Linked DNA regions of Homo sapiens: region 1 is linked to region 2. Evidence: chromatin contacts called from ENCODE Hi-C or POLR2A ChIA-PET data. All regions are on one chromosome and are shown on one strand. Each heading gives the region's core, a stretch centred on a gene start or an enhancer-like site at or near the end of the contact. The rest is flanking DNA. Distances are from core to core; before and after follow the strand shown. Region 1 has its middle 24 kb from the start of PKP2. Region 2 has its middle 150 kb from the start of SYT10.

The links. A loop is a pair of places that touch in the nucleus more often than their neighbours do. ChIA-PET counts read pairs that join two places held with the same protein, here RNA polymerase II (POLR2A). Pooled maps may share reads with other maps.
Region 1: a pooled map shows a loop between it and region 2 (4-fold over the local background). The contact joins two enhancer-like sites. A Hi-C loop is called at or near these places in 1 of 37 single-sample maps with no recorded cell type and 3 of 50 pooled maps. POLR2A ChIA-PET finds 5 or more read pairs at or near these places in 1 of 52 experiments (PC-9).

What each region holds. Positions count from the first base shown.
Region 1 is chr12:32,917,704-32,922,850 of GRCh38, forward strand. No RefSeq gene overlaps it. Among named protein-coding and RNA genes, the nearest start is that of PKP2, 24 kb to the left of the region's middle. Within about 2 kb of position 1,933, at least 4 of the 41 ENCODE cell types and tissues checked have a DNase peak (open chromatin) inside an H3K27ac peak, as active enhancers do; they include PC-9, where a contact is called at or near this core.
Region 2 is chr12:33,584,956-33,589,517 of GRCh38, forward strand. No RefSeq gene overlaps it. Among named protein-coding and RNA genes, the nearest start is that of SYT10, 150 kb to the left of the region's middle. RefSeq lists an enhancer at 2,653-3,573 and a cis regulatory region at 2,919-3,787. Within about 2 kb of position 3,241, at least 5 of the 41 ENCODE cell types and tissues checked have a DNase peak (open chromatin) inside an H3K27ac peak, as active enhancers do; they include PC-9, where a contact is called at or near this core.

The sequences.
Region 1 (5,147 bases), core at 683-3,182, 670 kb before region 2:
GGTGCACACCACCATGCCCAGCAAATTTTTGTATTTTTTGGTAGAGATGGGGTTTCACCATGTTGGCCAGGCTGGTCTTGAACTCCTGACCTCAAGTGATCACCCACTCGGCCTCCTAAAATGCTGGGATTACAGGTGTGACCCACTGCACCCGGCCATTATATAGAGCTTTTTATATTTAACTTTTAGTCTAATTTTCCTTGAAGTCTGCACACTGGACAATTAATTGGTCAGCAGCAAGGTGATAGTTCTAGTGAGACAAAGCAGCATCTAGAGGAGAGAGTGAAAACCAGACAAGGTATTTGCATTAGTATTTCAGACTTTAAGACTGAGTTAATTAAGGGTGGAGTGGCATTATTTTGGCTTAAATTTCTTCATCTGTAAAGGTGTGTTAATGGTACTATCCACATAGAGTTTTGTGAAAAAATATGTGTATGTGAAATGTTTTATATAGAATCAGGCATATAATTGGCCAACAAAGGATGTTTTTTGTTTTTTAATGAGGAATAATGCTGCTGATGAGCAACTAAGATAGTGCTCATCATAGAAGAGAGAATCAAATAACAAAGGGATGTGAGGCCAGCTCAGTTTTCCTTCAGTTAGAAAATAGACATGTAAGTAAAGCATAATATATAATTATTGTTATGAAGCGAGTATACACTATATAATAATTAAGGAAGAGAAAAATAAAGAGGTGACATGAAGAAAAGAAGGTGAAAGAAAGAAGGGATGAGTGAAGGATAGTGTACATCCAAAACTTCATTTTGAGTGACATGTGAGGATGTGAAAATATAAAATTGTTGGGTTTTATAGAATCAGAGAGGTCAGCTTTCATTCTCTAATATTATAAATTAAGAGAGATGTAGGGCAAAGTAGAACAGAGATTTCTCAACCTCACTAATATTCAGAATCACTTTGAGAAACTTATAAAAATATAAATGCCTGTACCCCACCCCAGTGACTCTGATTCTTAGTTCCAGGGTGGAATCCAGTGATCTGTGTGTTTAAAAAGATCCTTAGATGAATTTTGATGCAAATCTACATTTGAGAATGGCAGAAATGGGCCCTAAATGTTTGCCTGTGTCCAGTAGTATCTGTTCAGCCCCTTCTTGTAATTCTCCTCTCTCTACAGAGCAAGAAAAAGAAACATGATGGAATAACCCAATTTAAAATTGAAGCCGGGTGTGGTGGCTCATGCCTGTAATCCCAGCATTTTGGGAGGCCGAGGCCGGAGGATCACCTGAGGTCAGGAGTTCTAGACCAGCCTGACCAACATGGCAAAACCCTGTCTCCACTAAAAATACAAAAATCAGCCGGGCGTGGTGGCGGTTGCCTGTAATCCCAGCTGCTCAGGAGGCTGAGGCAGGACCCAGGAGGCAGAGGTTGCAGTGAGCTGAGATTGCGCCCCTGCACTCCAGCCTGGGTGATAGAGCAAGACTCAGTCAAAATAAAATAAATAAATAAAATAAAAGAAAATAAAATAAAAGATTACCTTTTAAAAAATCCATGAAAATATATAACATTATTCCCCTTGTTTTTCTTTTCCTGCGACTGATTTAGGAGGGCACCGGCTTCTTTTCTCCTCTGAAGTGGGGGCTGAGCTACAGCAGTGACACCAAGTGGTGGTTTTAGGGGATTCTCCTTTTCATTTGAAACTTTGTGATTTTTAAATGACTGAAATAAGATGTCGTTTGCCTTCTTTCTCTTTCCCATCAGTTAGAGCATGTATTCTTCAGTTCTTGCATACCTCATTCACCAGAAATGCTAAAAGAATGAAGAAAACAACAAACAGGATTTGACCCTGACATTTGATCTTTTTGAGTGCTTCCAATATAAACACCTTTGTTTAGTTGTTTCTAGGACCAGGTGGTTTCAGTGAATTCAAAGAGAGCCTAAACTAAACTCTACATGCTAAAACTATGATAATGATGATGAAACTGTCAGTGCATTTAAAGTTATATGACTCATAAAAAGAGAGTACTGTGAACTTAAAAGTAAGAATGCTGCAGACTGATGCCAAGAAAACTCAATGAGTCTGTGATGAAGGTCGAGACTCCCTTCATAACCATCTGCGGTGAGCTAAAACTTAGGTATCCAAAGAATAACAATGCTTAAGATGTCTTGCTTAGGAAAAAAAAAAGTAAAAGTAGGTTTGGAAAGTTCGTGTCTTAGTTTGGGCTGCTATAACAAATTACTATAGACTGGGTGGCTTATAAGGAAAAGCAATTTATTTCTCGCAGTTCTGGAGCTGGGAAGTCCAAAATCAAAGGACTGGTGTCTGGTGAGGGCCTGCTTCCTCACAGACAGGGCAGATAGGGCCATGAGTTATCTGTTGTCTCCTTTCTGTTAATTGTAATTTTTTGGTTTTTAATTATTTTTGAAAAAATAGAGATGGGGTCTCACTATGTTGGCCGGGTTGGTCTGGAACTTCTGATCTCAAGCAGTCCTCCTGCCTTAGCCTCCCAAAGTGCTAGGATTACAGGTGTGAGCCACCATGCCTGGCCTGGAGTCTCTTTTATGAGGGCACTAATCTCATTCATGGGGCCTCTTCCTTCATGACTCCAGCCCAGGCTGGAGTGTAATGATGTGATCTTGGCTCACAGCAAACTCCGCCTCCCGGGTTCAAATGATTCTCCTGCCTCGGCCTCCTGAGTAACTGGGATTACAGGTGCCTGCCACCACGCCCAGCTAATTTTTGTTTTTTTTGTAGAGACGGGGTTCACCATGTTGCCCAGGCTGGTCTTGAACTCCTGACTTCAGGTGATCCACCTGCCTCGGCCTCCTAAAGTGCTAGGATTATAGGCGTGAACCACCGTGCCAGGCCTACTTTCAGGATTTTTACCTTATAATAGCATTCATCAAAGATGTCTTTAAACGGCAATTTCACCAGTACATTTATACTATGACTAAGTTCATAAATATTTGATATACAAACTTTTAAGAAATACATTTGCTAAGTAACATGGACACACCCAAATTACAAACAAAAGAGAAGAGGAAGTTAGGCTATTAACGGACATGTAGACAAGAGAAGTATATGTAGTTATGCAGAGGAAGAACAATCAATTATAAAGAAAAGCGCACAGAGGAAATGGGATTACCGTTGGTTCCAGGGACCATCATTGTGTAGGTGGAACCAACAGATTTGGTTAAGGACACTCTGCTGAAGACAATGCAGCTAGATTAGCCACTAATCACAGGCTAGTGTGGGAACTACAGGACATATTCCTCAATGCCCGAGAAATGTTGGTTGCTTTTCCTCCTCGTGTTTCTCAAATGTCATTTTACTTACCTTTTATTCATTATATCTGTCCTATGCTTCTACAATCTGAACATAAAATGAAATGTTTTATTTTATTTTATTTTTGAGACAGAGTTTCATTCTTGACGCCCAAGCTGGAGTGCAGTGGTGCAATCTCGACTCACTGCAACCACCGCCTCCCGGGTTCAAGTGATGCTCCTGCCTCAGCCTCCCAAGTAGCTGGGATTACAAGCATGTGCCACCACACCCGGCTAATTTTTAAAAATATTTTTGTAAAAACAGGGTTTTACCATGTTGGCCAGGCTGGTCTCAAACTCCTGACTTCAGGTGATCCACCTGCCTGGGCCTTCCAAAGTTCTGGGATTACAGGCATGAGCCACTGCGCGTGGCCCTTCATTTTAAATCGTAGCTTTTACCACCTTCTATATGGGGGAAATAACTAGTCCTCAGTTTATTTCCTTAATGCTTACTAATTTTATGTCACCATTGGTTGGCAGATACATTTTAGAAAACTGTGAAGAGAAAAATTTGTATAGACACTAAAAACAGCAGTCAGCTGATCTGGTGGGCCGTGGACTTGCTGCTGTAGACAATGGAATGATCAGAAATAATAAACAGGGCGAGAACTTTATCTATTTTTGAGCTGAATGTTCTAACATTTATGAATGACTAAGTGATGAGGCATCAATCTAAAATGCCTCTGCATTTCACATTAGTATGTGAAAAACTGGTAGGGATTAATGAATATTTTTCTTTAGCTTCTGAGTAAGAAACAGTTCCAAAATGAGGAAAGAATACCTGGCTTTGCCTTAAACTGAGTGTTCCTAACTCTGAAACTCTGGGAACTTTATAAATCCCTAAGACATTGTTTAAAAGCCCCAAATAAGAGGACTGAGTTTTCACTTTTACCCAATTAGATGCTAAAGTGGATTGAACAAAATGACATATTCTTGGATTATAGACTGGAGCATAAAAATTTATATCATAGCCAGTAATGACTGTCCTTTTGCCAAGCCATTGTACTCCTACCCCCTCTACCCCCATGACCCACGAGTGTTTCTTAAGCACCCACTAAACATGAGAGAAAGCAGCAAGGGTAGACTGGGAGCACATTGTGGACGGCTTGATATTTTCTTCAGCAATAAACGGAAGTTGTCAAGAAAACAAAAGACACCATCAGGCCTGTGCTTTGGGAAGACGTAACTGGCAGTGGTGTGTAAGACATACTGCTGGAGGATGAGGCCGAAGGTAGGGAGACTGGGAAATGCCATGGCTGATAAAATGGAAAGGAGGGTAGAAATTGCGAAGTGTGGCTTCTGTGAACTACTGCTGTCTTTTATTGTTTTAATTTAGAAAGAATGAATGCTCAAAAAATAGTTAGTTGAGGCTGGGTGTGGTGGCTCACGCCTGTAATTCCAGCACTTTGGGAGGCTGAAGCAGGCGGATCACCTGAGGTCAGGAGTTTGAGACCAGTCTGACCAACATGGTGAAACCCCATCTCTACTAAAAATACAAAAATTAGCTGGGCGTGGTGGCACGTGCCGGTAATTCCAGCTACTCAGGAGTCTGAGACAGGAGATCTCTTCAACCCAGCAGGTGGAGGTTGCAGTGAGCCGAGATCATGCCATTGCACTCCAGCCTGGGCAACAGAGTGAGACTCTGGCTCAAAAAAAAAAGTTAGTTGAATGCATACTGGTTATTTGTTGAGGGGAGGAAACAAAGATGATGGTGAAGTTTCAAGTCTTAACAGCTAGGCGTATTAGTCAGGGTTCTCTAGAGGGACTAATAGGATAGATGTATATATGAAAGGGAGTTTGTTAAGGAGTATTGACTCATACCATCACAAGGTGAAGTCCCGCAACAGGCCATCTGCAAGCTGAGGGAT
Region 2 (4,562 bases), core at 1,991-4,490:
GTGTACTAACCAGTGGGCACATTTTGAGTCGACTCTCTCATGAAAAACTCACTCGTCAGTTCATTTTCCCATTTCCACAAGGTATTGTAAAGTGACTGGTTAGTTGATTTAATATATCTTATGAAAATATATTGATAATAGTTTCATGGTTTACCTTTTTCTAGAATTACATTAATTTTAATATGGGTCTTCAGTAAGTGACTTTTGCGGACATTGCAGCTCCATTGACTTAAGCTAGTAACGTAATTTTGGGTAAGGCTGACACAGGATGATTCTCTTGAAAATGACTGAACCTGTGACTGTGTAAATTGTCATTTATTTTACCTACCTTTTCAAAATGAAAAAAAAAATGTGAACTTAGTTTTAGAAAGATACGAATAATTCTTTTTTTTTTTGAGACGGAGTCTCCCTCTGTGCCCCAGGCTGGAGTGCAGTGGCGCGATATCCGCTCACTGCAAACTCCGCCTCCCGGGTTCACACCATTCTCCTGCCTCAGACTCCCGAGTAGCTGAGGCCCCCGCCACCACGCCCGGCTAATTTTTTGTATTTTTAGTGGAGACGGGGTTTCACCGTGTTAGCCAGGATGGTCTCGATCTCCTGATCTCGTGATCCGCCCGCCTCGGCCTCCCAAAGTGCTGGGATTACAGGCGTGAGCCACCGCGCCCGGCTGAAGAATTCCTTCTTATCACAACAGATGCCTTTATGATTTAATCAATCAACCCATGGTTTGTGGTTTTCGTATGTTATGAATAAAACTGTCATAATATTTAAAAGGCTATATGTGACAAAGACTCATGTCTGTAGAAGGTAAGAGGCTTCCTGTAGTACAAATACAACTGCCTAGACCTCTGTGGAAAACCTTTTGCTCCTCTGGAATAAAACATTTTCTGAAATAACAATGCGATTTCCCTCCATGACAAATAGAAATGATATCTTTCTAGCTAAATAGTCTCTTTAATGTATAGCTGTTTGATCTTATATTACATTAAGCCCTAGATAATGACCTAGGAGAGGTGAGGGACAGGAGTTGCCATCTTAAGTGTTATGGAATATTTTTGAAACATACAGCAGGCTTACCCTGAAGTTTTTTCTCTCTAGGCTCTGGAAGAGCTGTTCTATGCTAGAACAGCAGAAAAATTCGACGCAAACTGAGCAGGAGCACAGAAGTAGAAAGCTCTTTGTTTGAAAGATGATATTAATGGTTCATTAATACCACTTCAGTGTTGGAAGAAGAGAACATTCTATTATCATTTCTATCATGCAGGTTCAATAATTGAAGATGAACAAAATCCAATAAAATTTTACTCTGAAATACCACTCTTTTCTTTGTGGTACTTAAACATTAATTTACAAAGTACATAATGGAAAATAATTGTAGCACCCTCAAGAATAATTTGATGAAAAGTTGCAGATAATGAGATAGATAGCTTTTCTCTCTTAAATTATTACTTCAAATTAGATCAGCAGTAACCTGCAGGCAATTCGGATCTTTGTGAAATGAGTCTTCCATCTAATATCCCTTCAGGGCTTTGGTTTTCTAGCAAAGTTAATGTTTCTTTTTATTTCCTTCAGAAAGAAAAAATGAGAATGAATAATGCTATTGGTTGAATTTTATGAATATCTTTATATTACTTTTTTAAAGTATTTGAGCCTTATTGTCAAGTATTCTTGGAGATTTGAATTTAAAGCAGACTATTTTAGGAGTACATCCTTAGAATTTCACCATTTCAAGCTCAGTTTTTTCAAGGGATTTGCTAGGCTGGCGTAGCTAAGGCCTGTTATGACCCCTTGTTCTTGTCTAATTGCTGTATATTTTATGTTTTCCTAAAACCACAGGGGTTTTGTCAGACTTTTGTTTGCTTTGGCTTATATATATGTAGCCTTGTCTCCTTCTATGCTTACCCAATGCTAGGACCCTATACGTAAATCCTTTTCCTACTTTTGGGATGTTTCATAATTCTGGTAATATTGACATAGATCAATTTTGTTGACCTTTTTTCTAGGTCCCTTCTGGGTAATCGGAATGTTTGGAAAATATTTATTAACATTACTGGCGACATCTGTATTTTTAACGTTAGCTTGATTTAGGAATTATAGACATTCAAGTTACGGCTGAACCTATGACCATGCAATCCAAACCCAAGAAACAAAAAATTATGTAATTAAGATTCAAAGAAATATGATGTAGTTCCTGATCTCAAGCAGTTTGTGAACTACTCAGAGGAAATGCAACAAATGCATGTGCACATACATAAGAAAAGAAAACATGAGTTGAATAACAACACAAAATTAAAAGATTATTAGAATTAATACAATATTGTTCCAGGTTAATTGCCAAATGAGGAATATAGGTATTAGACCCATAGATCAGGCATCTGACTATTTCTATGAATCAAGGCCAGGGTCTCTGAAAGTTAACAAGGTCTGCCCAAGTTCTCAGTAAGATTTACTAATGGATTGACTGAGATTGACTAATGTGTGAACTATGGGAAAGGCATACAACTTGGCCACTTTTATGCTCCTTTGTGGAGTAACATGATCTGCCCTAGGAAAAGGAGTGCTTTGGTGAGAGGATTCAAAATCCAGAATTAGTCATGATTAAATCACATTGTCGATTTTTTTTCTATATATGGTTTTTGAGTAATTTTAAAAGATCTGTCATTGTTGTCCTTGGTGATTACACATTCAGCAAATATTCTTTGAGTACCTATTATATATTGGTCAGCATGCCTAGTTTACAGGTATAATAGTGAACAAGATGGACATAATACTTGCTTTTATTAAGTATAAAGCCTGGGAAAAATTAGACATTAAGTGGTAACACTGAATCTAAATAATTTTTATAAATATGTAAAATTCCAATTCAGTAATTCAGCAAATATTTACTAAGCACCTGCTCTGAGTCTGTGGTTATGTTACCGGCTGCAGGGCCTATGTGACTTAGCTGGACCCCTACCCCGCTTTTGTTGCCCAAGGCAATGTCTACATGACATAGCTGAATTCCTATTACCGGCTGCAGGGCCTATGTGACTTAGCTGGACCCCTACCCCGCTTTTGTTGCCCAAGGCAATGTCTACATGACATAGCTGAATTCCTATTACCGGCTGCAGGGCCTATGTGACTTAGCTGGACCCCTACCCTGCTTTTGTTGCCCAAGGCAATGTCTACATGACACAGCTGAATTCCTACTCAGCCTTAACTTTGTTAGGAAACAGCATGTCTGTGATCAAAAGTTTATTCTTAGAACTAAACCAGTTGAAACTTGCGAAATCCATGTTGGCAGTTTGCTTGACCTCTGATGAATCTCTAGCTTCATTGTAATCCAATTTTCATGACAAATGACTCACCCCTGGATGCCTTGACAGTTGATAATCACCATGACAATGACCAGAAGAAATGAAAAAATGACAGAAAAGAGGCGACTCCTAGGAAATCTCCATTCCTTACCAAGAAAAGCATAAATATTCCCCTGCTTGCTTTTAATGCCCAGCCCCTTCACTGAAGATACCCTATATCTGTAACTCCCTGGTTCTCTCTCAGGAGGTGATAAGTTGATTTGAGAGCCACACTCCCACTTCTGCATTTTATGGCCATCAGATAAAGCCTGTACTGTCTAATGCTCACTTTCAGTTTCGTATACTTGCTTGTGACACTGAACAGGAAAAGGCCCATTTTGGGGGGTAACTGGGACCCCCTGGTAACAGTTAGAGTACATCAGAAATTTACCAAAAAAAAAAAAAAGACAAAGATCATTCTCTTCATGAAGCTTATATTTCTATTATGGGAAGGAAGTTAGAAAATTAAAAAAAGAAGTACTATCTGCTGGAAGCTGGGAATGCTATAGTGCAGCAGGTGTGTGTGTGTGGCACTAAAGTAGGGTGAAAGGAATGGACAATGAGCAGGAGTGGTGGACTGGTGGGGGTGGACCACTCTCTTAAATAGGGGCATGGTACAGCTTATTGAGAAAGTGACATTTGAGAAACAGGTGAGGAGTTAGCTATGTGGATATATAGCGGAAGAATAATCAAGCAGAGCGAACAAACGGTGCAGAAGCCATATGGTGGAAATTTGCTTAAGTATTTGAGAACAGCATTGTGGCTGGAGTAGAATAAACGAGGGGAAATTGGTTAGAGATAATGTCAAGAGAGGAGTAGTTCAGGCAGATGATGTAGATCCTAGTAGGCCATTGTGTGAAGAGGCATTGGAGAGTTTTGAGTAAAACAGAGACAAGATTTGAGTGTTGTAATCTGACATACATGGTGAAAGGACCAATCTGTCTGCTAAGCTCTGGCTTCACTTAGTGGGGTTGGGCTTATAAAAACAAGTTCTATTAGGAAACTATTGAAATCATTCATATAAGAAATGACAGTGGGTTGGAGCAGAGCAGTAATAGTGGAAACAATGGAAAACAATTAGACTCTGAATATATTTTAAATAGAAAACAAACAGGATTTTCTAACAGATTGGATATAGAGCATAAGAAAAAGAAGACTCAATTTTGTTTTGTCCTGAATAAATGGAAAGATGAAGTGACCATCAATAGTGATGGAAAAGGCTGTATG